2 separate regions of the Mus musculus genome follow, and region 1 is linked to region 2. The links are chromatin loops, found by intact Hi-C in ENCODE. Cell type or tissue: heart. All regions are shown on one strand.

What was found. Hi-C counts contacts between places; a loop is a spot of excess contacts. Peaks named below come from ENCODE experiments on the same cell type or tissue, not always from the same donor. Only the 100,000 strongest peaks of a DNase experiment are listed, where the experiment ranks them.
Region 1: it touches region 2 in a loop (2.7-fold over the local background); 4 of 42 quality-filtered maps call a loop at or near these places.

The regions. Positions count from the first base shown.
Region 1 is chr10:111,506,529-111,509,028 of GRCm38, reverse strand. It overlaps Phlda1 (pleckstrin homology like domain, family A, member 1), which reads right to left. Exons shown (of 2, transcript NM_009344.3): 1 at 1,381-2,500; 2 at 380-969. The coding sequence ends at 1,407. Among named protein-coding and RNA genes, the nearest start is that of Phlda1, 1.5 kb to the right of the region's middle. In heart, CTCF peaks have their summits at 1,393 (motif pointing left) and 2,461; DNase peaks (open chromatin) are centred at 1,458 and 2,498; H3K4me3 peaks cover 2,500 bases; H3K27ac peaks cover 2,500 bases.
Region 2 is chr10:111,771,529-111,774,028 of GRCm38, reverse strand. No RefSeq gene overlaps it. Among named protein-coding and RNA genes, the nearest start is that of Gm30624, 88 kb to the right of the region's middle. In heart, no CTCF peak of the experiment used is centred here; no DNase peak of the experiment used is centred here.

The DNA.
Region 1 (2,500 bases), 260 kb after region 2:
GGGGCACCCCCTAATTTTAAAATGGAAGCACTAATACTCACAATCAAAATGAGATTTTGTGGTGCTAGGATTGAATCCCCGGGGCACCCGAGCCCAGCTCTCTGCTCCAGGTCTCTACATTTGGTTTCCTATGCAGCCACTACAACCCCCCCACCCCCCAGCAGACTCCACTCACCACACCCCCAAGCCAGGCCTCAGGCTTCCCGCTGGGGTAGCATTTAAATGTTTTCAAACCCAGTGTCATTCATACTGATTTCTTCCTAGAAAAAGCAGGATTGTAACCACCAGGTTTTCATAATTATACACTCTGACCCACTCAGCTTTAGAAAGAGACATCTGTACACACTACATAGCACGTCTATGAAAAAGAGACCTTTAGAAACTGAAAGTAATATCAGAATTTAATTTCAACGTCTTCAAATACAATGAAAGAGTCGACTTTATGAGAATGTCCTGGGAATACTGAACCCATTTTTTTTTCATGTTTGCCCCCCTCCACCACCCCTTTCCCTTTTTCTCTTCCAAGATCAGGGCTTACTAAGAAATCTGTTTCTGAAAATAAAGTTTCTTTTTTTTTTTTCTTTTTTTCTTTTTCTTTTTGGCGAGGAGGGGGAGGAGGTGGCCTACATTCAGAAATGTCTTAGATTAGGCATAAAAAAACTAATAAATAATCATAATCCAAAATAACATTAAAATAAAATTACAGTACATAAATTGTTCCTACAAAGGTCCATTACGTTAGGTGATCCTTCCAAAGGTCCATAAATAAAGTCATCTCGACGCAAAATCTGCTTCCTGCAACTGTGATGAACATTATGCAGAAAACTACGAGGGAACTGCAAGCGCGCGTTATCCGTCGGGTGAAGTCCAAACTACTTGATCAGGCGCGGGGTGGGGAGACTCTGTTGGTTTTGATCCAAGTGAACTGAATAGCAATGCACTCTTCCCACTTTCCGAAGTCCTCAAAACCTGGAAAGAAAGGACACGGAATGAAATGAGTGACTCAGGAGTCAAGACCCTGTTCCCTCCCGGCCAGTACAAAGGACCGAGTGCCCAGAAGGACACCAAGGTCTTTACGTTGGTGCGGAGGCACACAATAAAGCAGCCCAAAGGAGGATGGCACTGAACAAGAGTGATCACCACGGTGGTGGGTAGGTGGTCCCCGTGCCCTGCTCCCTGGCGGAATTCCTCCGGCTCTTCTCTCCCCGCCCTGCCTCTACAAGCTCCGGCTTGCCCATCTTCTTTCCACCTCTCCAGAAACTTGAAACGATTTTTTTTTTTAAACTTTGCTTCGGGAGCGAAATCGGTCAACAAGCTTCCTACTCTTCCCAACAGCCATGCTGGCACGTTTCTAGGTGTCCCAGGTTGCCAGGACCTTACCTTGAGTGGCCCGGGTGCCGCCCTCTTCAGGCAGAGTTGGAGGTGCTGCGGAGAAGCCGGTGACCCTGCGGCTGCGAGTGAAGAGGCTGGTGCGCGTGCTGGAGTTGGTACGGGTGAGGGTGAGGGTGAGGGTGCGGGTGCGGGTGCGGGTGTGGGTGCTGGTGCGGGTGAGAGTAAGGATGAGGATGCGGATGCGGGTAGGAGTGGAGCTGTTGGGGTTGGGGTTGGGGCTGAGGTTGGGGCTGAGGTTGGGGCTGGGGTTGGGGTTGAGGCTGGATCTGCGGCTGGGGCTGGGGTTGGATCTGCGGCTGGGGCTGGGGTTGGATCTGCTGCGTCTGCGGAGGCTGCTGCTGGACCAGGTGCTGCTGCTTCTGCCTGGTAGACTTGACCGCCAGTATGGCCTGGCGATTTTTGTACTGCACCATCTGCAACGTGATCTCGGCGTTCCAGCCCTGGTCCTGGGGGCACCGAAAGTCGATCTCTTTGCCCTCCGTCATCACCACAGTGAAGTACATGTACTTGCCCTTGCGCTCCACGCAGTCTACAGTCTTCATATTGGAAAAGTGCAATTCCTTCAGCTTGACTGGTGGCTCAAGGCTGGCGACGGTGGGGCCACTAGGTTGGGACGGTTCGGCCGTCCCCTGCCCGGGCTGTTGCTGCTGCTGCTGCTGTTGTAGCTGCTTGGGCGGTATGAGCAGTAGCCCTTCCTCGGTGAGGATGCAGCACTTTTTCTTCCAGAGCTGCAGCAGCCCGTCGCTTCGCTTTTCCAGCACTCCTTCCTTCAGCGCCTTGCAGCCGCTGTTCTCCAGCATCCTTCCGGCATAAGGGGTGCTGCTGCTCCGCTCGGCCTTCAGGCTTCCAGACGCTCCGGCTGGGGGTAGCAGTAGCAGCCCTGCGCCGTCCTCGCCCCAGCGGCTTCCGCGGCCGCCCGCCCGGAGCGCGCAGAGAAGGCTGACTCGCAGGAGACAGAGCGGTGGCGGCGGCGGCGGTGGCTCGGGGTCCCGGCAGAGGGACAGGCGCGTCCTGACTCGCCACAAGATCCCGGAGCCGTGAGCGGGCTGCTCTCTGCCGTCCTCCGGCGAGCGCTCACTGAAGGGCACTGGCCGGGGCCCCTCGCGGC
Region 2 (2,500 bases):
CTTGGCTTTTAAAAGTCCCGCTCTTCCACATAAAACCAGAGACACTGAAACTTATAGAGGAGGAAGTGGGGAAAAGCCTCGAAGATATGGGCACAGGGGAAATTTTTCTGAATAGAACAGCAATGGCTTGTGCTGTAAGACCGAAAATTGAGAAATGGGACCTCATGAAACTGCAAAGCTTCTGTAAGGCAAAAGACACGGTCAATAAGACAAAAAGGCCACCAACAGATTGGGAAAGAATCTTTACCTATCCGAAATCAGATAGAGGACTAATATTCAATATATATAAAGAACTCAAGAAGGTGGACTCCAGAAAATCAAATAACCCCATTAAAAAATGGGGCTCAGAGCTAAACAAAGAATTCTCACCTGAGGAATACCGAATGGCTGAGAAACACCTGAAAAAATGTTCAGCATCCTTAATCATCAGGGAAACGAAAATCAAAACAACCCTAAGATTCCATCTCACACCAGTCAGAATGGCTAAGATCAAAAGTTCAGGTGACAGCAGATGCTGGCGAGGATGTGGAGAAAGAGGAACACTCTTCCACTGTTGGTGGGATTGCAAGCTTGTACAACCACTCTGGAAATCAGTCTGGCGGTTTCTCAGAAAATTGGACATGGTACTACCGGAGGATCCTGCAATACCTCTCCTGGGCATATATCCAGAAGATGTTCCAACTAGTAAGAAAGAAACATGCTCCACTATGTTCATAGCAGCCTTATTTATAATAGCCAGAAGCTGGAAAGAACCCAGATGCCCCTCAACAGAGGAATGGATACAAAAAATGTGGTATATTTACACAATGGAATACTACTCAGCTATTAAAAAGAATGAACTTATGAAATTCCTAGGCAAATGGTTGGACCTGGAGGGCATTATCCTGAGTGAGGTAACCCAATCACAAAAGAACTCAAATGATATGTACTCACTGATAAGTGGATATTAGCCCAGAAACTTAGAATACCCAAGATATAAGTTACAATTTGCAAAACACATGAAACTCAAGAAGAATGAAGACCAAAGTGTGGACATTTTGCCCCTTCTTAGGATTGGGAACAAAACACCCATGGAAGGAGTTACAGAGACAAAGTTTGGAGCTGAGACAAAAGAACAGACCATCTACAGACTGCCATATCCAGGGATCCATCCCATAATCAGCCTCCAAAAGCTGACACCATTGCATACACTAGCAAGATTGTGCTGATAGGACCCTGATATAGCTGTCTCTTGTGAGACTATGCCAGGGCCTAGCAAACACATAAGTGGATGCTCACAGTCCACTATTGGATGGATCACAGGACCCCCAAAGGAGGAGCTAGAGAAAATACCCAAGGAGCTAAAGGGATCTGCAACCCTATAGGTGGAACAACAATATAAACTAACCAGTACCCCGGAGCTCTTGACTCTAGCTGCATATGTATCAAAAGATGGCCTAAGTCGGCCATCACTGGAAAGAGAGGCCCATTGGACTTCCAAACTCTATATGCCCCAGTACAGGGGAACGCCAGGGCCAAAAAGTGGGAGTGGGTGAGTAGGGGGGTGGGGGGGGAGGGTATGGGGGACTTTTGGGATAGCATTGGAAATGTAAATGAGGAAAATACCTAATAAAAAAATTTTAAAAAATCTGCATCCAGGACAGTTTCAAAGTGGCTACTCCAAGATGGTCCAGTCTCCCAGACTGCCTCAGCTGCATTTTGTTTCCTCAAAATCTGCATCTGTATGAACTGGGTGACAGTTCGTACAATGGATGAGAAGGCTGGTTAAATGTCACTGCTGTGCTTGGGGTTCACTGCAGTCAAGAACAGCCTGCCTTCTAACAAATTCAAGTGAGTTCTCTTCCCTCAGAGTTTGTGAAGTTAGAGAATGTGCTTAAGGGGAGAAAAGAGAACTCATTTCACCTGACAGAGTATTCACCTCATATACAGAGCAGCTTCTTTTGCTATGTAAAGAATCCTTGGTGTTCTTGGCAGAATAAACTAAATTAGTGTATGAAGAAGCCCTTGAGAAGACAGAAGAAGCCCTTATGTGGGTCAACATAAGTAGACCCATGAGTTTGAGACTTCAAATGCTTGTGAGCAAAATTTGGCTTTGTGTAATGAAGGATAGAATGAGTGTCTGCATAAGAACATTTGCAAAGGCTCTACCTGTGGAAGAGGCTCTCATCTATGGAAGGGTGCTGCTGGCCCACCTGAGTCACGGCAGGCAGATTTCCACACTTGGAACTCTTCCTCCCAGCCGGCAGGGCTGCTGAGTCAAGGCTCCTTCTCTGCTGGTGGAAAAAGCTCATTCTCTGACCAGTGAGTGTCACACAGAATTCTCCCTCCCGACATTACCAGCCAGTTTTTACCTTAAAGTTACATGTGTCCCTTACCTTCTCTTGGATTCTACTGAATCCAACTCAAAGTACCACAGATTAAGATCATGATTGCCCCCCTTCTATCTCCTTCCAGCCCAACTTCTCTTTCCTGCCTTTCTGTTTATTCAGCAAATACCTCT